Regions from separate parts of the Mus musculus genome. Here all the other regions are linked to region 3. A link is a loop called in an ENCODE intact Hi-C map of the cell type or tissue named here. Cell type or tissue: left cerebral cortex. All regions are shown on one strand. Region 1 overlaps Gm36778 (a long non-coding RNA gene). Region 2 overlaps Stxbp3 (syntaxin binding protein 3). Region 3 holds the start of Gpsm2 (G-protein signalling modulator 2 (AGS3-like, C. elegans)). Region 4 holds the start of Prpf38b (PRP38 pre-mRNA processing factor 38 (yeast) domain containing B). Region 5 overlaps Aknad1 (AKNA domain containing 1). Region 6 holds the start of Stxbp3 (syntaxin binding protein 3).

What was found. Peaks named below come from ENCODE experiments on the same cell type or tissue, not always from the same donor. Only the 100,000 strongest peaks of a DNase experiment are listed, where the experiment ranks them.
Region 1: it touches region 3 in a loop (2.7-fold over the local background); 2 of 42 quality-filtered maps call a loop at or near these places.
Region 2: it touches region 3 in a loop (2.5-fold over the local background); 2 of 42 quality-filtered maps call a loop at or near these places.
Region 4: a loop joins it to region 3, with 2.2 times the contacts of the local background. A loop is called at or near these places in 2 of 42 quality-filtered maps.
Region 5: a loop joins it to region 3, with 2.8 times the contacts of the local background. A loop is called at or near these places in 16 of 42 quality-filtered maps.
Region 6: it touches region 3 in a loop (3.0-fold over the local background); 3 of 42 quality-filtered maps call a loop at or near these places.

The regions. Positions count from the first base shown.
Region 1 is chr3:109,061,335-109,065,334 of GRCm38, reverse strand. It overlaps Gm36778 (a long non-coding RNA gene), which reads right to left. Exons shown (of 4, transcript XR_375965.2): 3 at 1,148-1,297; 4 at 1-450. Among named protein-coding and RNA genes, the nearest start is that of Gm36778, 7.6 kb to the right of the region's middle. In left cerebral cortex, a CTCF peak has its summit at 2,122 (motif pointing right); a DNase peak (open chromatin) is centred at 2,134.
Region 2 is chr3:108,827,379-108,831,378 of GRCm38, reverse strand. Stxbp3 (syntaxin binding protein 3) reads left to right here. Exons shown (of 19, transcript NM_011504.1): 2 at 3,757-3,806. Among named protein-coding and RNA genes, the nearest start is that of Stxbp3, 11 kb to the left of the region's middle. In left cerebral cortex, no CTCF peak of the experiment used is centred here; a DNase peak (open chromatin) is centred at 2,323.
Region 3 is chr3:108,719,523-108,723,522 of GRCm38, reverse strand. It overlaps Gpsm2 (G-protein signalling modulator 2 (AGS3-like, C. elegans)), which reads left to right and starts at 1,224. Exons shown (of 15, transcript NM_029522.2): 1 at 1,224-1,482. In left cerebral cortex, a CTCF peak has its summit at 1,705; DNase peaks (open chromatin) are centred at 1,181, 1,686 and 2,280; H3K4me3 peaks cover 2,142 bases; H3K27ac peaks cover 1,378 bases.
Region 4 is chr3:108,908,743-108,912,742 of GRCm38, reverse strand. Prpf38b (PRP38 pre-mRNA processing factor 38 (yeast) domain containing B) reads left to right here and starts at 1,014. Exons shown (of 6, transcript NM_025845.3): 1 at 1,014-1,579. The coding sequence starts at 1,301. In left cerebral cortex, a CTCF peak has its summit at 1,544; DNase peaks (open chromatin) are centred at 954, 1,534 and 2,296; H3K4me3 peaks cover 3,259 bases; H3K27ac peaks cover 2,066 bases.
Region 5 is chr3:108,768,928-108,772,927 of GRCm38, reverse strand. Aknad1 (AKNA domain containing 1) reads right to left here. Exons shown (of 12, transcript NM_177859.3): 7 at 921-1,018. Among named protein-coding and RNA genes, the nearest start is that of Aknad1, 31 kb to the right of the region's middle. In left cerebral cortex, a CTCF peak has its summit at 1,635 (motif pointing right); DNase peaks (open chromatin) are centred at 614, 1,655 and 2,092; H3K27ac peaks cover 850 bases.
Region 6 is chr3:108,838,386-108,842,385 of GRCm38, reverse strand. It overlaps Stxbp3 (syntaxin binding protein 3), which reads left to right and starts at 1,884. Exons shown (of 19, transcript NM_011504.1): 1 at 1,884-1,966. The coding sequence starts at 1,918. In left cerebral cortex, a CTCF peak has its summit at 1,688 (motif pointing right); DNase peaks (open chromatin) are centred at 1,752, 2,149 and 2,360; H3K4me3 peaks cover 1,331 bases; H3K27ac peaks cover 820 bases.

The DNA of each region.
Region 1 (4,000 bases), 340 kb before region 3:
ATAAGTCTCACAATTTAACAGAGAAGTAGAGAAACATGACAAATATCCTAACATCTGACTTAGATTTCATATACGTACACAATGTTCACATTTCCTCCTAATCCCCTTGACTTCTTTCCAGATCAATTCCCTCTCTTTCTTTCATTATTATTATTATTACGCATATAGAATGAGTTATGTATAAACACCACCAGATGAGTCCATTTAGTGCTGCTTATATGGACACAATTTTTAGAGCTAAGCACTTAGTATTGGATAACCAATCGGGGGCGCATCCTTGGGGAAGGCTGGTTCTTTCCTGTCGGCAGTCATTAATTGCCTCCAGATCTTCCTCTAGGAGTTGAGTCTTGTGCGATCTCCATCAGCCATCGTTGCATGTCAGCTGACCATGCCATCGCTCAAGTCTCAGTTAAACTGCGGTGTTGTTGAGAGTTTGTGGGCACAGCTTCCCTGTTACACATGGAAGACACAGCTTTACAGCAGATGAGCTACACATACATTTAAACGTATACAGTTTTGGGATAAGCATAAATATGTTGCCCTACATTATGTTCAAACCTCCCTAGTGTTGTTTATCCCTCCTCCCTCCCTTCCACACAGTATTGCCCTTCCTCATCTTAATCAGTGCCTCACCCACCCCTTCACTCCATGACCCTGCTCCCATTTCTTTACCCATTTGACAAAACCATACCCTTGGTTCTCCATATTTATTGAGAATTCATTGTCATTGTCTATAGACACTCTTCCAGTATAACCAAAGAGCAGGTGCAAGGCCCAGTAAGAGCTTGTGAATATGGTAGAAGATAGAAATGATTCCAGTGGCTTCTATTCTTTCAGAGAAGAATAAAGTACAGAAAAGAACATCAGAAGGATGGAAATCAAGGACCAGAAGTTTGAAGACAGAAGAATCCAGAGGCAGTTATTATGCAGAGTGAGAAGGCTATGGTACAAAAGAAACCAGGTAAAATTCCAGCCACTGGGAGCACTAATTTGTGGTAGTGGACTGATAGGTCATCGGTTTTCAGAACACTAAGTAGCTCAGATTTGAGCATGTGCCCATCAGTATATAGAGGTCATGGACCACTATACCAGGAGCTTCTGTCAGAAATGCGAGTGCCGGCTCCACGTTGCTGTGAGATGCACTCACCCTAGTCTACTCCATGGAGGTTCTGCGCCTACTTGTTCTACTTGGATCACGTGATGGAACCGTACATCAGTTGTTTGTCCGATCAGCCACGTGACCAGTATGTAGTCCAGCCTGTACAGGTGATGTATTTGGATTGTCGTCGTCATTCGCCTACAGACTCAAAACATAATCATTTTAAAGCACCTTGGGAGTGTGTAGAGTGTAACTATCATAGCTTTATGATCCTGATGATGCTTTTTTTTAAAATATAAAAGATGGATCTTCTGTGTTACAATCACAAAATTAAAACCAGTACTTAAAAGTGGAGAAGTATTAAAATAATATGGACAAATAGAAACAAAAGGGACAGTACATCAGGAGGACACAGGACCATGGTGACAACGGAAGGGTCACTTCAGCCCTAGACCTGAACAAATGGCCGTGTGACAGATAGGCTCAGACTTTAAACCCCTGGTATTTTCTGTCTCCCATGGATGAACCCAAATATAACCAAGAAAAATCTCCATTATTAATACACACCCCTCCAGAATGACAGAAAAGCACAAAAGTTAGATTACAGTCAATGTGACTGTTAATTACAAATGTGAAATTGCTCAAATAACTATAGTGTTTTTAATGGAATTAGTATGTCATAAATATGTTTCATTGACTTTTATGAATGCATAAACAGCTTTTGATGGAAAATGAGAACAATAAGTTGAGAAATTGCCTCAGAATTTAATTAATCTGGCTTTTAAAAAAAAGCACTATATAAGCAGAATGCTGTTGATAGGTATAAGAAGAATAAACAAGGGCCCCTAACATTATGGAGACAACAGAGATGCTATTTTGTGTATGCTTCGTTGAAGTATTATTTATTTTGTTTGTGAACAGATTCTATAGATTTAGCAAATGAACAATCTTGTTTTTTAATTTTATTGCACTGTGGAAACAATTTAGGGCCGAGTAGACTAGGTGTAATTTTGTATCTTGGACACCAGAGGGCACCAAAGCAACAGAACGACAACTTAAGGATTCCTCTGTGGGCCACCACAGACGTTTTTCTATAACTATAATTCATTCAATGACTTTCCCCTCAGAATCAATGGCATAGCTTAGCTATAACTATAGAAAGTATGTAAAGCTGTTCTGATTAAGATGCACCCACGATTTGCCAACGTAAATTTTAAAGTAATTTTTATTATTGTTTTATTAATTTTTTAATATTTTCTCTCTATGTTGTAATATCATGAAAATTGATCCAACCAAGAAAATGCATTGATCAGTTTTCTCACAAATGTGATAGTTTATTCGTTTTACTGCCATCTTTCCAAGTTAATGATCAAGTTAAAGCCAGAGTTAGGAACATCAAGCCAACTACAGTGGCTGAAAGACTAAAATCCCCAGGTTTTTTCTCTGTGAGCAGTGGATCTCCACAACGTGGAAAGTGATAAGCCTTACTTGTATAGGTTCCTTTGGCTGTCTTTCATACAGAGAATACCCACATGGTCTTAAGGTTTCATCTGTAGCAAAGTGCTGTGTGTTAACCGATTGTACTGAGGGAGAAAAAAGAAGCTTTCCTTCTGTCGTTTAAACTTGTTGTGCAAGCCCCGCTCTCGTTCACCGTCACTTGGGAAGTGTGTCTACTGCGGTCATTTGTGGTGTACCCAGTTGACCCTGAGTTTATGGATATTCAGAGAAAGAGTTGGGGTTTTTTGTTTTGTTTTGTTTTTTTGTTATTGTTTGGTTTTTTGGTTTGGGTTTGGGTTTTTGGGGTTTTTTGGTTTGGTTTGGGGGTGGGGGGTTGTTTAAGTTTGAGCTAAGGCAGTTTTCTCAGGCTGCTACAGTAAATTACCAGAAACAGGTGATTTAAGACAACAGAAATGTACTCTGAGTTCGGGAGGCCAGAAGATCAAAATCTAAGCAGTGGGGGTGTGGGGGAGAGGGACTTGTAAGGGTGGGACTTGGGGCGGAGCTGTGATTGGGATATAAAGAGAATTTTTTTAAATGTCATTGAAAAAAAAATCAAGGCAATCAGAATCTCTGAGGGAGAATGTCACCCCAGACTTTCTGGTTTCCCACAGTTGAGGTAAATTCTGGCTGCCCTTGGGTTATAGCTGCCTTACTCTGAGCTTTGCCTCCGGTGCCCTGTGTGTCGCTCTCCTCTGAAGACCTCTGAATACTTTCATCGCTGGATTTAGCGCTCATACAAATACACTGCCACCTCATCCTAATTACTCCTTCGAAGCCCTATTTTCAGATAAGATTAAATCCTAGGGTTTCAGGTAGACATGAATATTGAGGAAACTCATTATTTAGTCCAGCACAAGAAGTAAGACTCTTTTTATCCCTCTGAAGAAATAATGAAAGAGAAAACTAATGCTGGCCTCGATGGAAGTAGTGTGGACAGCCGAGTGTTTTATTTTCAGAATAGATGCAACATATACTCAAATAAATGGATTTTTAATTTTTATTTACTTATTTATTTATTGAGACAAGGTCTTCACTGTGCAGCTCTAGCTAATGTGAAACTCACTGTTTAGACCAGGCTGGCCCTAAATTCATAGAGTTCTTCCTGTGTCTGCCCCAAGTGATGGAATAAAAGCCATTTGCCACCACACTCAATCAGACTCAATTTTATTTTAAATTCTTATGTTTATATTATTTATTGCCTGTTCTGCAGAGGTTTTCAAGTATCTTATAAAATAACTAATATATAACTGTATACAATATAAAATGAATGCTATTCATTGTCTACAATTAGTGTGTACTTTTTATTAGCTCTGGAGGATCAATGATGATTCAGCTAGAAAGGAAGATACAACAAAATCCTTACAATATGCAGAGTTCCATAAAAATTCACCTTCACCTTAT
Region 2 (4,000 bases), 110 kb before region 3:
AGTTGCTGAAGAAGAGGTTAAGGGATTTTCATTGTATTAGTGCATAAAGGGCCTTTACACTCTGCCATAGCTGATGAGGTCCCCACCACTCTCAGCATAGACCTGCAGTCCTGTCACTGTTGTTGAGTGCTCCTGGTCTCCCCGCCCACAACCGGTTATTTAGTAGTTATTTTTAAGATGTTAACATGGTTAGCATGCAGGCTGTACTGTCTACACAGAAAAACTGCGATATGAACTGGGTGAGGTAACTTACCATTTTGTAGTTAATTGTATTAAAAATATAGAAGTAAACAAAATTAACTAATATATTTTATTTAACCTGACATTTAAAATATTTAATGTGATATGAGAATTTATAAAGCAAAGGGAAGAGAATTCATAGGATATTTTATATTTCCCCCTTTTTAAAACTCCATAGTCTTTCTGTTTCTCATTTTGTTATGCTCGGGATCAAATGGGGCCGCACACATGCTAAGCTACATGTGCGCTCTGCCTCGGAGTCACAGCACAGCCTTCTCTCGTGTTATTGTCTTTCTCATGGAACTTTGTACATTTCAAGTGATTTGGTTTTTTTAAGCCAAGTTTCACTCTGGCCCGGGCAGGCCTGGAATGCAAAGTGTCTGCCCAGCCTCCCAAGGGCTAGAATCTCACAGTGTGACCGCCGCACCTGCCTTCTACAGCTCTATTTCAAGGGCTCCGAGGTCACGTGTGCCTAGTTCCTGTCATCCAGGCAGTGCAGGCGTAAGGTATCAAAGTCTAATGCTGTGACTTGTGCTCCTGCAGCATTCGTTCCTTATGCAGTGTCTTCAGTTTTCAGCTGTGGCACATACAGTGAGGCTGGCTTGCAGGAAAGTCGCCTGTCAGGGTCTGAGCTCGGCCTTACAATAGCGGACATGCTCATCCGTCAGATCTCAGAAACCTTTGCTTCCTGGACTAATTACAGTAAAATACTTTAGGGTTTAAAAAAAAAAAAAACTTGTTATTTCCCCTATAACATAACTACCTAGTAAGCAATATATAACTGTCTTTACTGACTTCCCTCTTTCTTTTTCTGGAGGTGACTGGGTGTGTATGCACCTGTAGGCATGTAGAGCCAGAGGTTGGCATCAGGTGTCTTCCTCCCTAGTTCTCCACCTTAGGTTTTTTTTTTTTTTTTAATTTGTTTGGTTGGTTGGTTTGTTTTGTTTTTCGAGACAGGGTAGTCCTGGAACTCACTCTGTAGACCAGGCTGGCCTCGAACTCCGCCTGCTTCTGCCTCCCAAGTGCTGGGATTAAAGGCGTGTGCCACCACTGCCTGGCCTTCCACCTTAGTTTTTGAGACAGGTTTTCTCACTGGCCCTGCAGCCCATCTAGGCTGGCGGGTGGGGGAGCTCTGGGATCCTCCAGACTCTTCCTTCCCCCACAGCTGAAGTAGACTCAGAATTAGAATCAGTTTCCTGTGCTTGTTCAACACACACTCTACTGTTTTGTTTTGCTTTGTTTAGGTTTGGATTGAGATAGGATTTCTTGTAGCCCAGGCTAGCCAACTCTGATGATAATTTTGAACTCCTGATCTTTCTGCCTTGTCATCCAGTTACTGGTCATTCAGGTACCACTCCACCGCACTCAACTTTTTTTTTTTTTAAAGATTTGTTTATTTTATGTATATGAGTACAGATGGTTGTGACCCGTCATGTGGTTGCTGGGAATTGAATTCAGAACCCCTGCTCGCTCCGGTGGGTCCCGCTTGCTCCTGCCCAAAGATTGATTGATTGATTGATTGATTGATTGATTTTTATATCTAAGTACACTGTAGTCTCATTACGGATAGTTGTGAGCCACCATGTGATTGCCGGGATTTGAACTCAGGACCTTCGGAAGAGCAGTCAGTGCTCTTAATCACTGAGCCATCTCTCCAGCCCCCACACACTCAAGTTTTAACTGTTATTTCTTAACACTTCATAATCTTCCTGAACTCAGGAAGTTCTAACATTCCATTTGTTGAGTGTGTGTGTTAGAGCAGGAGCACATAGGCCACAATGTGCCTGTGGAGGTCAGAGGACAACTTCAGGGAGTCGGTTTTCTCATTCCATCAGGGGACTTGGGGATCGAGCTCAGTTTGTCAGGCTTGGTGGACAAACACTCTAGCCACTCAGCCCATCCCTCTAGTCCCAGAGCACAGCTTCTGTGATGGGTGTTAACTACTTTCCCCAGAACACTTCGAACAGCAAAGATGTTGATTTTTTTTTTTTCCTTCTTACTAGCCAGTTCTCCAGCCCTGCAATTCAGTAGAATTCTGACTGCTGTGCCAGCCTTGGCAGGCTTAAGGATTCAGAGCCGAAACTCAGTTCAGATGCTGGTAGCACCACACTCCCTGCCTGCCCTTGCAGCGCAGTAATTCGTACCTTACAAGCTCTAGAAACTACTTCCTGTTTTCAGGGTTCTTGTTGTTGGGTGTTTTTTTTTCTTTTTGTTGTTTTTCTAAAGTACACAAATAAACAGCCAGGTGACAGATATAGGCTGAGGTCTAGAAGGGTTTTCGACATTGGCACTTCCCTGCCTGTGGGGCTGGGTATATCACCATTGCCACTCATGGGTGTATTCAATGACGCAGAAACTGGATGGGTTATGGGCGTTTCATTATGTAGACTTTCCTGATGAAATCTTTGGCCACTGGTAATTGAACACAATCTCTAGTCCCTGATGCCTCCTTAGAAGTCATAGTTTGGTTCTGGTGACTAACTGCTTGCTGAAGCTAGTCACGGGTCATGTCACCAGCATACCATAGATCTGTCACATAAGAAATTTCAAGGATTTTAGATTTTTTCCAGGAACTAGAAACCCAGACCAGATTTTTTTTTAAGATGTATTTTTACTTTTAATCATGTATATGCTTGTGTGGGTATGTATACAAAGCCATAGTTGTCTGTGGAGGCAGGAGGAGGGCTCAAGATGCAGGCAAATGAATATGAGCCACCCTACTTACTCACAACCACTGAGCCATCTCTCCAGCCTCCCCCCCCAGATATTTTTCATTATGTTACAATAACACCTATTGATAAGATCGTTACAATTGTATCTTTTTTAACAGGTGTCAAAATGTGATGGTAATCGCCCAAAAGCATTTGCTGAAAACATATACATTTAAAAATAGAAATGTGTAAACAGATTAGAGTTGGGCACGGTGGTGCATGCTATTATTTGGAAGGTAGAGGAGGGAGGGGGATTGCTTCAAGGTCATCTGTAAAGGATGTCAGATGCCTTGAAATTGAAGTTTACAGGTGATTCGGAGATGCCTGGTATGGATGCTCACAACTGAACCCAGGTCCTTTGCAAGAACATCGAATGTTCTTAACCACCAAGCCATCTCCCCAGCCCCAGCCTACATGTATTCTTTAACAAGAAAGTAAATGAAGATGAAACCTGTATGCAGATTAGATTGTAAGATGTAATTTAGCCATGAGCCAGTTAAGGACCTTCCTGAGAATTGTTTGTTTCTTAAGATTTAAGAAAGAAGGAAAAGCTAAATTGAATAATAGTTCAGAAATAGTTTCTGACGTAGTCATACACTTATGTCTGAGAATCCATTACAGTTTATATGTATAGGTTAGATAATATAGCTGCATTTTTACCTACAGCTTAATATATAGTATTTATATCGTTTAACACATTCCAAGTTGCAGTTTTTCTCTCATTTTGACCCTTTTGCATAGACTTACATTTTCAATTGTTGCTTTAGATTACTAAACCCTTTTTTCTTTTTCTTTTTCTTAACAGAGATAAAAACAGCCGTGTTCGATGACTGCCGGAAAGAAGGCGAATGGAAGGTAGAAGCTGTGTGATTGCTCCTCTGTGGAGGGAGGGCTTCAGTGCATTGTGCTTCCATAGGACAGAGGCCTGGAGCTTCTCCTCAGACCGAGCTTTGCCACGAGCCGTGGCACCTTAAGCAAGGCGCATAGCAGTCCCTTGCTTCCTTGTCTAGAGGATGGGACTGCAGCACATCGTAGCTGCAGATGCTAAG
Region 3 (4,000 bases):
AAAATACTTTTTATTGTGGTTTACTGTACCAATTCCCACAAAGAATTTATGAGTATGGAAGAATTATAATATCTACCTCTGAAATAGTACAACCAGCTAATTCAGCTTTTTATAAGAACTTGGTATTAAGGGTGCTCGCTGATAATAATAAGAGAACCACTTATTGAACAGCTTCGATGTGTCAGCAGCTGTGTTAACCATTTCATAAACTTTACCTCCTGAAGCATCATGACAGACCTTATTAGAGGAGGTCTCATTATCTGTGTTTTACAGCTGAGGAAGCTAAGGCTACAGAGGACAGACGCCTAACTGGTTCAAAATCAGTCAGTAGGAAGAGGCCCGAGCTGAAATTCAAACCCAGGTCTGGCTGGTGCTAACACTATCTCTATACAGTTTTCCATGACACACATATAGTGGTCACGGCCATCACCACAGAGATGCTGAAACTAGAATTTCTTTAACAGGTGCCCAATCCTGTAAAACATTAAAATTTCATCCCAGTGGAGAAATAGGCAGTGGCTATAGATAATGTAATGTAACCAACGTCATCAGCTTCACAGCAGAGACTCTAGTTTAAACATTTGATGAACAAGCTAAGATCTATTTTTTGGTGAACTTGATATGAAGGCATGAATAGAATGGGAATGCAAGCCGCCGGAGCGGATTAAATTCGCCATCTCTGCTTTTCCTGGGAACCAGCGATCCTGCAGTCAGAAGAAGTTTGCTTTCCCAACATCTGGAAACGCCAGAACTGTGTGTGACACTGCCTCAAGAACTGAGGCTCCTTGTTCAGACTTTCACACGGGACCCTCTGTTCCTTTCACACAGGCCTCTTTCTTTCTCACATCTGCCTCTTGGAAGACTTTCCCAGGGCGGGACTGAGCCTGCAGGGAAAGAGGCAGTGGACTGGGGCTCCTGGGTTCAAAGTCTGAACTAGACCCAGCTTGAACTCTGATGTTTATTGTCCCACTTTTCGCCATCTGAAGGAGAAATTCGAGGACAATAAGCTTCTAGTTGGCGGAGGATCTATCCGCAGCAGAGGAGAATCAAGCGCTACAGTCCGAGAGGCAAACCCCACACACAGATCTTTAGAAGGAGGGAGCCCTGGCTCGTCTAGCCCCGCCCTCCACCCGCCTAGCCCCGCCCCACCGGTGCCATTGGCCGGTCCAAAAAACGCGGGGCGTTGTCAGTTTGAATGGGCGAGCCTGGAGCTAGGCGCAGGCGCAGAGGAGTACAGGCGCTGAGGGAGCCTTGCTGGCGGTGAGACCCTCTGAGAGGCCAGGGGGAGGCCGAAGCTCTGGCCCACGTGACCTGCCGGGGGCGGGCGCCCGGGGCGCTCGCCAGCCTCCCGCGGTGCCCCTGCTTGGCTCGGCGTCGCCGCCGGGACCCGACTTGGGGAAGCGCCGCGGTTCCTAGTCTACGGCCAGAGGCGCTCATCCCTGCAGCGGTTCCTTGTTCTCAGGAGCCGCGGGCCGGAGGGAGGTGAGCGGAGCCTGAGGGGGTGACCCAGTGGGGTGTGTGGGGGCGTGGGGCGGGGGTCTCTGGACCACCGAGGCTCGACGGGCTCGGGTGACGCTGGGACCCGGGAGCTCCGTGGGGGGCTTCGCACCCGCACCATTTAGGCTGTTGTCCCCTAAGTGAGGGGAGACTGGGGATCGGGCTTCTGCAGACCTTGAAAATACTTGCTGGGATGCAGCGACTTCACGCGTTTTCCGAGCGTAACAGACGGTGGATACAAAGCCGAATCCCAGTGGATTCGAATCCCAGGCACGTCGCCGGCCCCGGGTCTCCACACCAGACACCTTTGTCAAGTCACATTTAAACTCCTGAACTTTTCGGATCCCAGACTTACTGGCAAGCGAAACTGATAGATCGTTGTAACCAGCTTTATAGCAAGCGTAACATGTTTGAGATCTTAGCCGGAAAGCTGTAAACTTAGTATCTTCAGATGAAAAGTGGAAAACGTAATTTCCTTGTATTTTAATGGTAAACAATTAGGTGGCTTTAACAAGTATCATTTGAACTCTGTTGAAACGAGTAATGATGGCAATGTTTATTTGCCTTAATGCATTATTTAAACGCCGGGTAGACTTAGAATAGGTAAGTTCTTGACTCTCCTCTCGGTGCTTTGTGTTGATTGGACTGCTGTGTGGTTTGTGTTGTAAGTTTTTGTCACCAGCGAAGCAGAATTTTCAGACTGCCTCTTTGGAAGGCTAAACTGAAGATTTTCCGGCTTGTTAGTAACCATCGTGATTGCTTCTGGTAAAGAGCACTTTTGCCTGGGGTTTCGACGTGCTAAGAGCAGAGATTCGTTCCGCCTAAGTTCAAAAGCGAAGGTTCCTGTCCTTTGACTTGAGGGCAGTGGGGGAGTTCAGGGATGCCCGGCCGGTTCTAGGCATTCATAGGCCCCTCTTGCAAACTATTTCTAACTTACAATTCGAGGATTGGACTGGTTATGAATTCAGAGACTGTGGAGTATTGTGGAAGCGTGTCCCACGGAAAAATAGTTTAGCTGAATTTTCAGTAGGTCAGACATACACTATTACAAGTATGTTTTGATGTAAACCTGAGATTTAATAGTAGGCTAGTTACAAAGGTAATGCACTATATATAGTGTGGCTCCCCACACCTCACCTCCTCTGTACTTGGGTTTGAACTCTAAACCATGTGAACACTAAGCAAGAGTTCTATCACTGAGGTAATTCCAGATTATTCATTTATTAATTAATTAATTCATTCATTCATTTATTTGAGACCTATTGTTGCTAAATGTTTAGGGCTGGCCTGGAACTTGGAATCCTCCTGTCTCAGCCCAGTAGCTGGGATTACAGCTACTGGGCTGTAATATGTGCACAAATTCCACCTGGTATGAAATGGCTGGCTGACTTTCTTCTTCCTTCCTTCCCTCCATTCATTCAGTGTAGTTTTGAGACAGGGTCTCAGATAGCTGAATTTGGCCTTGCACTCTTTGATTCTCTTTCTCCATCCTCCCAGTGCTGTGATTACAGGTGTGCACCATACATGCTTAGGGTCAAATCCAGGGCAGGTGTATGCCGAGCAAAACCAAACCACATCCTCAGCCTTCACCTTTCTTACCCATAAAGTACTCCAAGACTTACCTAAAAACAAACAAACAAACATACATACCCCCACCCTCACCCCACACACCTGTGGGCATTTGTTTTTAAAACTGTGTAATTAATAGGCTACTGGTGGGATTGAGACTACTCCCTAATCTCAAAGCACCAGCTACTGCACTTAAATGGCCATGTGTTTCTGAATCCCACTTGTGGCACATAATTCTACTTAAAACCACAATACAGTCGGTGGTTTGTTATGAAGTGTGGAGGGATCTATCTACCCTTGTAACGATGGTCTCGCTTTGTGTGTGTGTTCTAAAGCAAATAACACTTCCCATAGCTTTTAACCTTTCCAAAGACACAGAGCAAAGTTTACTTGAATCTGCAAGAATATAAATATAGTCTTCTCCACTGTTAGAAATGTGTTATAAACTCTGTTTTTGCACGGTTACAGAATTCCCTTTTATCCTGATGGTTGAACCCCAGTTCTTGCCCTCACCTGCTTCCTGCTCTGCTGAGCTACACCCCAGCCTCATTCTCAGACCTAGATGGTTGGACATCTGTGGTGCACAGAATATTTACTGATGTCCTGAGTGGGCAGAGAGGCTCCTTAGTCAGTTTTGAGTTTTTGCAGTACTTTTCACCTTGTCTCCTCATCTGGCCCTGTGTGATGCTGCCTGTTTCTTGTCCTAACATGTAATTTTGCTATTTCTTTGTTGGAAAAAAAGAATAATAATAACCCTACAAGTTTCCCATTGGAAAACACACACACACACACACACACACACACACAGAGCCTAATAGGTGCTTCAGCCAGACAGTGCAAGCCTCACAGTTTGGTCATGTTCTCTTCCACTTCTGACCAATGTGCTTCCCAGGAGTGTCTACACACCCCACCTCTTTGCTTCAGTTGCTTCCCT
Region 4 (4,000 bases), 190 kb before region 3:
GCTTATTAGATGGTAAATAGTAGATGATGGTCAAAGGCTCCAGCAGCCTCTTAACTCTCAAACACTATTAATCTTAAATTATTAGTACCTTTGAGAACAGATACCCTGATTACTTTCCCACCTTTTCTCCATCTCCATTCCTCACTCCCTTTTCTAAGGCCTAGCCCAGTGCAGCGGTACCATAGAACTAGCATCTCACTACATGTGGTAGCTCAGGACCCAAAATCCCAGTATCTCGAAGGCTGTGGCGTAAAGATTGTCTTGTGTTTGAGGCCAGCCTGAGCTACATGCTAGCCTCAGCTATAGTGTGAGACCCTAATTGAAAATTAAAAAAAAAAAAAAAAAAAAAAAAAAGGTGAGTCAATGGAAGCACTCCACGTAGGGTAGCAGATTTTATGTTTTTTGTTATTTTGAGATTGGATGTCTATGGAACTTGGCTTCAGAATCACAGACCCGTCTGCCCCTTCCTCCCCAGCACTGGAAATAAAGCGGGCGCCACCACACCCAGTTGAGAGTACTTTCTTTAAAGCTCACAACCCAGTTAAAATATTATCCTAATCTTAGGAGAAAAAAAATTTGGGGCCGTCTACGACTTCCGGTAGGACACTATTACCTCTGCGAAAGCCTCAAGGACTCTATCGGAGTCAATTCCCTGACTCTAGTCCTTTCTGGAGAATCTAACAAAATTAACTCATGAGACTTCGACCGCTCCGCAGGAGCAGTCACGCATCCGTCCAGAACACAAGTGTCACGAGACCCTCTTCCTGCCTCGAGAAAAATCAAGCAACGGATGCAAACTCTAAAACATAGCAACTGTGTCCAGACCCCCTTCCCCCTGGGCCAAAGTCCCAGGAGGAAGCCACCAGCCCGGCACACAGACCACCGGAGCCGAGCCAACACGCAACGACCTCGCGCAACCAGGAAGAGGAATAGCCTGCACACACGGGCGGCTCTGATTGGCCACGGCCTTAGCTCGAACGCCCGGGCGTATGGCGTCACTTCCGCTGGCCCCGCCATCTTGTTCCCAGGGGCAGTTGGCGGAAGAGATCGAGCTCCTCTGCTGCCCGTTCTGCTTTGCGTCCGGAGTTCTCCCCGCCTCGTTTTTGGCGTCCGTCTCGGGCCCGGGCTCCCGTGTGTCGGCGTCCCAGTTGCAGTTTCCCGCTCGGCTGGGGCACAACGCGGCGGGCTCCTTGCCCCGACGGCCTTCCATGGAGTAGGTCCGGGACCGTTGTCCCGAAGAGCGCGATCGAGCTTGGCCTCCCTCCTCCCGCCCGCCCTCCTTCCTTCCTGCCGCGGCACCATGGCCAACAACAGCCCCGCGCTGACCGGCAACTCGCAACCGCAGCACCAGGCGGCCGCGGCCGTGACCCAGCAGCAGCAGCAATGTGGCGGCGGCGGCGGCGCCACCAAGCCGGCGGTGTCGGGCAAGCAGGGCAATGTGCTGCCGCTGTGGGGCAACGAGAAGACCATGAACCTCAACCCCATGATCCTCACCAACATCCTGTCGTCGCCTTACTTCAAAGTGCAGCTCTACGAGCTCAAGACCTACCACGAGGTGGTGGACGAGATCTACTTTAAGGTACGCATCCTCTAGGCCGCGTGTCGGGGGTAAGTTCGCCAGAGCGGGGTGTCGGATACCGTGGATGCACCCCCTTTCCCTCCCTCCTGAGACCCGCGGATTTGGGGGAGGGGGAAAGTTGGCGGAGGGAGAAGTGAAGCTTGGGGCTGGTTTGGGACGGGTCGGGCTAGGGCCGCCCTCTTTTTTTCCTTTTCAGGTTTTGTTTTTTTTGTTTTGTTTTAATAGCCGGGCGAGCCCGCCACAATCGATCTTTAACCTACCCCAACCTCCTGCCTATCCCTAGGGAGCTGTTGGGCAAGAACTCTAGGGGAGAGGAGAAAAGTAATACCAGAAGCCTGTCCAAGTTCACCATTTTTTAAAAAAATGACTCCTTTTTACCTGTGTCGACTAAGCACTAACTCGGTGCTTCTGCCGCTGCCCCCCGGGCCAGCGGAATTACTGAAGTAATTACTTCAATGTCGGCCTCGTGCTCTTCGTTAAGCTCTCCAATCCCGACAGAAATTGGCCAGTGAGTGTGTCGGGTGGGCCGGGAGGGTTGAGGGTGGCGTGGAGTGCCAGGGCAAAAGAGGTGTACAGAAGGCCTGGAAATTTTTCCCAGCAGGAAGTCAGGAGTCGAAGGTGTCAGCCACCTGTGCGTTGGGCATAATTAGAATGCTCTGGGCCCTGGGCTTCTTTCTGCGGCAGGGTCGGTGCTGGCTTGGCTGTGCTGGGGAGCTCACCTGGCGCCTCCTCACTGCACTCTTGTCTCAGTTCTTGTTTCGTTAGCAGGATTGACTCAGTCTTGCAGCGAGGCTCGGAGCAGCCCAGGGTCGCAGGTAGAGGTATGCACTATTAATCATGCTCAATCGCCAATAAATGCATTTCCCTGGTTAAATGAATGGCTAATTAGGTTTATTTTTACCGGTTTGGTGTTGGGCCATTGATTTTGGTCTCACTAACTAGAGTCTCCACTTCCCTACAAATTAGGTAGTTTAAAAAATAACCTTCCAGGCCTCCGAGGTTAATTTATATTTTAATGAGTATTAATAGTCTTCATGTCTTCAAGCATTTTCGCTAGAGCATGTAAAGTAAAACACATCCAATTTTTCTTGTCTTGACATACACGTGGAGATGTTAACGAAAAGAGATTCTGTATATTTTACCTACTTTTCTCCCAGCCACTTGTTCAGGTTAATGAGAGATTTTTGAGGTACTAATTGCTTTTTATAGACAAACCTTTTAACTTTGTATATATAAAATATACACGTACTCTTGGTGTTCTTTTACAAAAGCTATTAAGTAGGTGTAACTAATACTATGAAGTAGTTTTTTTAAACTAGCTTTTAAAAGGTAAGGCCTTTTCAGTGTGGATGCAGCATGGTGAGTGATGATTGTGGATGCAGTTAACTTTGAAAATTTGGGTCCCTGTACCTTTGTGACAGGTTGTTTTAAAATAGAGACTAATATTTCAACTTAATTTCAAATGTATTCTGAAAAACTTATTATATTAGAAAGTATGTTTAAATTCATTTTTAAAACTAAAATGGGGGGGTGGGAGATGCCCCATGGACTAAGCATTTTTTGCCTTTGCGGAGAACCTAAGTTCAGGTTCCACCATCCACATCAGGCAGCTAAAAACCACCAGACCCTCGGGGCTCCACAGACCCACACATACATGTAATTAAAAGTGAAATGTGACTGAAAACTTGCTAGGAAGTTTCTTTGGATCAAATAGTCTTTGAAATGTATAGGCTTCCAGTTTAACATGGTATGCCCTCTTTTGGGTACCCTTTAAGGAATAGAAGCCGGTTGTGGTTCAGTGGCAAGTCGGTTCAGCACGTATCCAACGTAGATGAGACCCTAGGTTCAGTCTCCATCCAGCACTGGGGGCTGGGTGGGATGTGACTTAGTCTGTTTGTTGGGAACAGGAAAAAACTCCATAAGGTGAGCAAAACAGTATTGTTTTCAATTGAAATGGTTGGTTGGTTGGTTGTTTTGCTTGTCTAAAGCCACTAAAAAAAAAAAGTATAAAGTATTGCCGTGTGTGGGCAGAAATAAAGAGCAGGGTTTATTTAAGAAACAAAAACAGGTCTAATATTTTTCACTTATCTCTAGTATCAAGCTTTTTGCTATTTGGGGGTAAAAGCTGTTTTCATAGGGTGTTCCCTTTAATAAAAATGATACTGTTATTCAATTTGGTAAATATTAATGACTTCACACTTAACCTTTTAACAGTTTATACTCTGGGTTTGCAGTTTGGCTAAAAATTAAGTTTAAGAATGATCTTTGTAGCTTTATCATTTTAATCTTTAAAATATTTAACTAGGAATTAATTGATCAAAATGAGAAATTAAAAAGTCCCAAAGTGGGTTTGATTTATAGTCCAAGCCAGCCTGATCTAAATGAGATCCAGGCTGGCCAGGGCTACAGAGTAAGACCCCC
Region 5 (4,000 bases), 49 kb before region 3:
GTTCATCTTAACACAGTCTTATATTTTCAGAAAAAAAAGTTCCAAAAATGAAACCCAAAGCTAATGAGAAGTGTCGTTATTTTATGCTTTGGTAACTATCACACACACACACACATACACACACACACACACACACAAGTATACACTCAGGTGTTCATGGAGGGCCAGAACAGGGCTTTCGATTTCGGTTGAGCCTCCCAAACTTGAGTTCTGGGAACTGAACCCTGGTCCTCTGCAAGGCCAATAAGCATTCCTCACTGCTGAGACATCTTTCCAGTCCTCCAAAGCTCTTATTTGAAAGTATACCATCCCCAGAGAGGTCAATTCAGAACCAAGTGGGATCTAACAAGATGCTGAGTGCCCGCAAGGCTCTGGACACAGGGAGCATGCGCATAAGCATGCTGTGTCATCTCTGGCTTGCACCTCCAGCTCAGCTATGAGGAACCGATGCTGGCAAGTGCAGGAGCTGCCTAAGCAGGCAGGCCTCTGGGTCACCTCTCTATCACCCGCAGCGGTTTGGCCAGGGTACGCTCCTCAGCTTTAAACTGTCTACAGAGAGAGGTTCTCATGAGTCTCACGTACTCACGCCCTCTTTGCCTGCTCCCACCCACAGCTCCCTCTGCCTCTGTGCGATGCATGGGGATGAGTCAGCTGCGCCTTCCACAAGCCTGGTAACTTACCCGGTGCAGTTATGAGTCCGGCTCAGAGCGCAAGTTGCCGGGCATAACTAGAAGCATGTACTGGTACTTTACTCTGCTTAACCACTCCTTAAACAACCCATTACTAGTTCTTCATGTTTTGAGAAAGGGAAACAAACATCATCCTAGTCAAATGTCATGCTATCGCAATGGCAGATGGCAAGCCGGGACTCACAGTGAGGGATCACTAACAACTATGTACACCCAACCCCTCCAACTTACCGAGAGCCGAGTCTTGGGGCAGTGTTTTTTCATGGATGCTACTGGAAAACTTCCCACAGTTAGTTCTTCTGTGGCCCCTTTTCTCCATTTTCTGTTTCCTTAAAAAAGAAAAAAAATAATGTCTCAAAAATTTAGCACTAGTGTGGGAAAAATGAAGACTTAAATTTCCCTGGTATTCTCCAGGCTGGTGAGGTAGTTCAGTGGATAAGGTTGCTTGCCACCAAGCCTGATGGCTTAGGTTTGATCCTCAGAGCCTACATCATGTAGGTAGACAACTGACATCTACAAGTTGACCTCTACCCTCCACATATAGGGCTTGGTACATGCACACACACACAAAAATAACAAGAATTATAATTATAATTGTTATAATTCTGTACTACAAATTCTTTTTTTCTTCATAATACCATATCACAATTTTGTGTGTGTGTGTGTGTGTGTGTGTGTGTGTGTGTGTGTTGTGGATTTTTGGTTGGTTGGTTGCTTTTATTATTTTCAGGCAAGATCTCACACTAATCCAAGCTGGTCTGTAACAGCAATTCTCCTGCCTCCAACCTTCGGTACTGGGACTTCAGGTCAAGCCATCTCAGAACAATTCTTGTTTAGGGAAGAAGGCACACTATACATTAGCACTGGTACACATCGCTCTAAGTACATGCTAAACAGAGTCCAGCAAAGTGGATTTTGTGGCTGGGAGCCTGGAGTTCACTTAATAGCATATAGCCACCAGGGGGCATCAGAAAGACACAACTACTATCAGGAGACTTCTCTGGCCTGTGTAGTTTCAGCCTCCGCACAGATTCTAACTCCTCCAAAAGAATTTTAATTAATTACAGCTCTTAACAACTCTCTTGCTCAGCCCCGGGATACACTAACAGTCCCTGGAGGAGAGTGCATGTTCTTGTGTGAAAGGCATGGAGTCTAGGACATCCTGAGACAGATGGGACAGGTTTGCCCATGGCTGGTTGAAGAACTTGGCAGCATTGCTGAGCAAACATATTTCCCTCCCTCCAGCTGTGCCTGAGACTGATGGTCATGGAGAGAGGACCCCATTTGGGGTTGGAAGCCAGGCTCTTTCCAGCCCTTTCCAGCCCTTCCCTACTCTTGGAAAAACATGTCCTCCTCCTGAGTCATATATTTCCTCACACCTCATTCTGTCTCCACCCTCTGCCTCCGAGGCCTGTGAACATCTGCTCTCTGAGTGGAAAGCTTGGATATGGTTCAAGTGAGTTCAGGCCAACGCATCGATTACATTTCTCTGCCACTCTTAGACTTCTCTCCTCACTCAGATCTGGCCAAACAGAAGAGCCAAGAGCAATTCTACAGGAGGCGGCCATTTTCCAGGGAGACAAAACCGGTAACGTTTACTCTCCAATCCCAAGGCCTGCATCAGAGACAGAGCTCGGGATGTGCATTGATATATCCCATCAGAGTGTTTGCATTTAGGCAAGGCACATCATAAAGACTACAACCTGCTGACGACAGTAAATGGGGACTTAGATGAAGACTGCACAGCGAATAATGCCTCGGGACTATTACGGAGGTTATGATTCCAGTTCCCAAGTCATATTGTACCCAGTAACTTCCCACAGCGAAGTCACGAAGTCTCGGGTGTGATTTTACTTTCCTCCCTCCCCCCTCCCCTGCCCCCCTTTTAAACACTCACTCTGGAACACTAGCCCCAGCAGAGGCTGATATATTTTTGTTTTTGGACTTAAACTAGGAATTTGGAAAAGAAACAATTGATATTTTACACTTAATCAATTTTTTTTTTTAATTTTTGAGTCAGAGTCTCATCCTGGAACTATGTAGACCAAGCTGGCCTCTAACTCATAGAGATCTCCCTGCCTCTCCTAGGATTAAAGGTGTGTCACCACGCCCAGCAATCAAAGTCTTTTATAAATGTCAAAATATTTCATTAGGCCTAATAAAAATCTTTTTTTAAAGATTCTCAAATCTGGATTGCTAGTTAATTCAATCCACTAAAAAAAAAAAAAAAAAAAAAAAAAAAAAAAAAAAACAATCCCAAGCCTGGGCTGCCCAGGTGAGTAAACTCAGTGGTACCCTGTGTTTAAGGGATCGATCAGAGCTGCAGTGGGACCAAAGGCTGGAAGCTCTCGCTAGTCCATGCCAGGCAATTCATAGGGCTTTGGAGCCCAACCCCACGCTCTCTCTTTCTCTAGGGACAGAAACTTAATAAAGCACTCATGACAGGTCACTCCCATGGGACAGGTCACTCCCACGGAGGCTGGCTCTCTTAACAGGAAGCTACAGTCCTCCAGACCTCACCATCTACTCCTATCAGAGGATGTACTTAAACAGTGGTTGCAAACAGTTCCTCCCTCCCTGACTCTTGACCTTTCCAGGTAAAGCAGCTGAGGTAAAGCACTAGGAAGTGGTGCCTCTCCTAACTGATAGGAGCTACAAACAAATGTCCCGCAACCACCTCGGAAGCCAGCTGTTGTTTCAAGGGGTGTTTCAAAGCGGTACTGACTTCTCTTTAGGGTTTTATAGCTTACAGCTTGTTAATGCCAGAGGATTTTTGATTTTTTCCTTATGAATTCAAAGATCTGTCTAGAGAAGAGGAATGGAGCTTGCTTTCGATGAGACCCAGTAGGAAAGACTCTGTGTGTGTGTGTGTGTGTGTGTGTGTGTGTGTGTGTGTGTGTGTGTGTGTGATGAAGGAGTATGTCAATGCACACACTGACCGACAGAGGCGACTGCTGTTTACCTTATTGCCTTGAGACAGGGTTCCCTGATGAACTGGAAGGCTGACCGGCCTCCTTCTGGGGTAGGGCTATAGCTCTGTGGCAGAACCCTTGCATAGCATGGATTTGTTTGATCCTTGCAACAAAAGAAAATCCCTACAACACCCCAAATCTGTTCATCCTGGGGTGAAGGGTGGAGGACTTGGAAAGTGAGCTCAGTGTGGGCTCTGCTTCCTGTCTGGAAGAGCTGCCTGGCAGTTGTCTCTGGTCCTGATGTGGCCAGGTCATCCAGGTCTGACCTCATCCTGAGCTGTGTGTGCTTTGTGGCCCAGGAGAATCTTAACAGTGCCGGAGGAAAGCAGGCCTTTACAA
Region 6 (4,000 bases), 120 kb before region 3:
CATGATTGTCCTATGGCTAACGGTTTTGCCGTCTTATTTTCAAGCTTTGCAAACAGAATCTAAACGCATCTTGAAGGGGGAAATAAAGGCAATCCTATTATAGGGAACACCCTGATACTGTCTTGTTATGAAAACGATTGCTTTTATCCACCATGGATGGAGGATTCTAGAGATGACCTATTCTAACTGACCAATCCCAAAGTAATAATACAGACTTTAGCATAATCAAATATTCTCTAAAGGGGTCTAATAGTGGAAATCACAGGTGTGCTAAAATAAGAAGCAGAAAGGAAGACTCATCAATCACCTCGATTGAACTTAGCATACCCAAAGGAACCCTGTGTGTAACTAATAGTTTGGGGTATAACCTCTGGCTCCATCTACCACCAGATAGATAGTCAACAAGGAAACTCTGTGTCAGAAAAGATCCCTCTTACCTGTTACTTAAATGTAATCTTGGTTGTCAGCAATTTACCGAAATGTGCTGTTTTAGTATCTCTGATTCTTCTCATACTATTGACAAGTATTGATGGAGAAATAAATAAACAAAATCTTTCAAACAAATGTTGACCGACAACATGGCTAAGATGGCTCTCCCCTTCTTTGGCCTGCTAATGTTTCTACTGGCTACCATAATTGGGCCCTGCATCCACCAAACAAGGCTAGAATCATTGCCACTTGACAACATTATTAAAGACAGTCCCCTATCAAGGATTTGAGAAGGACACAAAGGTCAAGGGGAGAATGAGAAACCTGCCTGACTCCATTTTTAAGGTAGGAGACATTTTGTTGTATTGTTAAACACAAAGTTTCGTTTATTGTAAGAGTTGAGTTTCTGTTTTTAAGTTTCTGTTTCTTGGAACCTGCCCTGCACCACCCTGTGACCATGACTTGTTTTTGAGAACACTTTGACCCTCCCTTATCACTAAGTACTTGGTTTTTGTCCTTTTGAAATTTTCCTATACTTCCCAACTGCCCTGTTGTCTTGCTTCTGTAACACTGTTTTGCAACTACTTGTTATTTTGCTCCTTAAAAGGGACTCTCAGCACTTCTCTCTCTAACCCCTAATTGGCCAGGTCTCTGGTGCTCCTGGATATAATAAAGCTTGCTTCAATTTTAGCTCTAAAATTATGGTAGTGGTCTTACTCCTGCCTTGTGGAATTAACAATTCTAGGAATCGTGCTCTATAACTTAAAATGTAAAATTCTTCATAGGAATAAGAGGGTCTCTCATTTCTTAGACTTTTCTGAAACTCTATCACAGTTCTGGGAACACTGGTGGTTACCTTACAGCTTAAATAATCAATGATCTTCAAAAATTATTAAAATGAAGTTGAGAGGGATAGACTTCCCATATGGCGGTTGAACAGGCTTCTGAACAGTATAGTTTGAATTGCTTTGCTGAATGAAACATTATTTTGTAAAGCATAAAGTCTCCGTATTGGGGATGGCAGGATGTGTCTTGACAACTTAGGTTCCATCCCAAGACCCACACTGTGGAAGATGAGGTCTTCTGACCTTCACCTGCGAGCCTTGGTATGCACACATGCATACATACACACAGATAAATGTAAAATAAAAAAGACCCGGTATGTATAAATTCATAATTGTATAAATTGTGTTAGTTCACATATTTGCTTTCTGATGCCAAATTGGACACTGAGATATGGGTTATAGTAGGCTTCCGCTAGGGGGCGCCAGACAGTGCACAGAAGTCTGACCACACTACGCAGCCGCAGTCCAGGCACAGGCGGGACACGCCCTAGTTGATGCGCGTGACGTCACCTGAGGGCGCGGCCCGCGGAGGGGGCGGAGCCTCCCCACCGCGAGGGGAAGGGCCCGCCCCCGAGCGCAGCTTTCAGGGCCAAAGTAGGTTGCGAGTGGGAGGCGGTGGCTGTAGCTCCACGGCTGGGGGAAGATGGCGCCGCCGGTATCGGAGCGGGGACTGAAGAGCGTCGTGTGGCGGAGTGAGTGCGGAGGGGTCAGGGATGAGGCCGGGAAGGGTCGGCTGTACGGGGGTCTTCTTTCCCGCTGCAGCTCTGCAGCCTCTCTGGGAGCTGCATGGGCACTTGTTGCTTTGGGACCAAGTCCCTGGCTTGACTCCTTCCGGCTTGCCCAGAGTCGGGTTTCGTGCCAGCACCAGGGATGGGCGGGGTGGCCAGACGCGGCCTTCTCCGCGGCTTTGGCCAACTCTCACCCCGGTGAGGTTCTTCCGCAAAGCCCCACCCTTGGGCGACCTGACTCGGGCCGACTTTCCCTCCCAAGTCCCTGTGCTGTCCCGGGACAGCTCTTCCCATTGCACCCCCCTCGCCACACCAGGCACGGACGTCTCTCCATCCGACACAGTCTGAGCTCTGTGTTACTACTCTGTCCCGCCCTCGTCCCCGTGTTTTCAGAAGCCGCTTGGTGTCCCATATTCATGTTAGCACCGAGGGTTTTTACTACCATCCTTTTCAGTGTCTTGTCCTTTAAAAAGTGCAGGCGTAGCTTTTCAAGAGCGCCTTCTGCCACTGTTCCAAGAGAATATGACTTGCTTTAAAAAAAAAAAAAAAGAGTTCTTGAGAAAGCAACAGCGGACTGTTAAAGTTTTATCTAGTATCCGGTCCCTGCATAGTCTGCTCCTTGTGTTACAATTGGTCTTCTTGTTGGTTCGACCAACTTTAATGACTTTTATTAAAATGACACCAAACCTAGGTCTGCCAGGTTAGAAGAGCAATGAAAGCAGCAAACCGGAAGGACCTTCCTTGTTTGGCATCTCTGGGTTCTAAGTAATTATAGTCTAGTAGTAGAAAAGGAATAACGTCTTATTAGTGTTTCTTACTCCGACTTGGGGAACAAGGAACAGAATAGGAATTAGCCAACAGAATTCTGCCTTCAAGAATTCCTTGTATAAAATTAAAATCCAAAACAGTACAGGCATGGTGTTTACCATATAGAAGGTACTAAATAGATAAGTAGACTTTGTGAAATACAAAATTATCCTTTCATATTTATTATTTTCAAATTTATCCTTTCTGGGGGCCTGCAAGGTGGCTGAGTGGGTAAAGGTGCTTGCTGTCAAGCCCAAGGACACGAATTGCATCCCCAGGGACCCACGTGATGTAAGGAAAGCACTGACTTAGGCAGATTGTCTATATTGACTCTCATACGAAAGTGGGTGACAAATTGTGCTGAAGAAATTACTTCTGAGTTATAATGGCACCTTATATCAGGGCTTATGAGAAAAAGATACCGTTATGCTAGTAACGCCAGTATCAATAGCATGAAGATAACAGGCTTTCCCTGTTCTTGTTAACTTAGGGTAACACCAGGCTCACCACATGGAGAGTAGAATATAGATAGGCAGGCTGGATGAAAGGAAAAAGATGTAAGGCTGTAAAATAGTCTTAGGACCGCCTGTAACTCGAAACACACAACCAAAAGACAAGAATAGCCCAAAACATATACACATTAAGGGGCTGAAGAAATGGCTTAGCTGAAAAAATAAGAATAGGTCACCTTTCCACAGACTGACGCATGGCGTAACAGTGCACATACAAAGGAATACATGTCTTTTTTTTTTTTTTCAGTAAACGTAAGTACAATGCTGATATATTTTATGCTACTGCATCTTGGAAACACGCTAAAGAAAAAGCCAGTCACAAAGGGCATAGTATGACACCATTCATGAGAAAAACATCCAGGACAAGCAAATCTAGAGAAACAGGAACTCCTTCCTGTGTCCCAGCCTGGAGAGATGGGATTAAAGGGATGGGGTTTCTCTTTTGGTTTTTGTTACTGTTGTTTTGCTTTGGTTTTTGGGTTTTTTGAGACACCTTCTTGCTGTGTATCCTGGGTTGTCTTTAAGCTATGTAGTCTGGGCTGGCCTTGAACTCATAGAGCACCTGCCTCTGCCTCCTGAGTCCTGGAATGTGCCACCACACAGAGCTTTGTTACGTGTTTGAAACAGGGTCTTGTGTACCTTAGGTGGCCTCACACTCAACTTTGTAGCCAAGGATGAC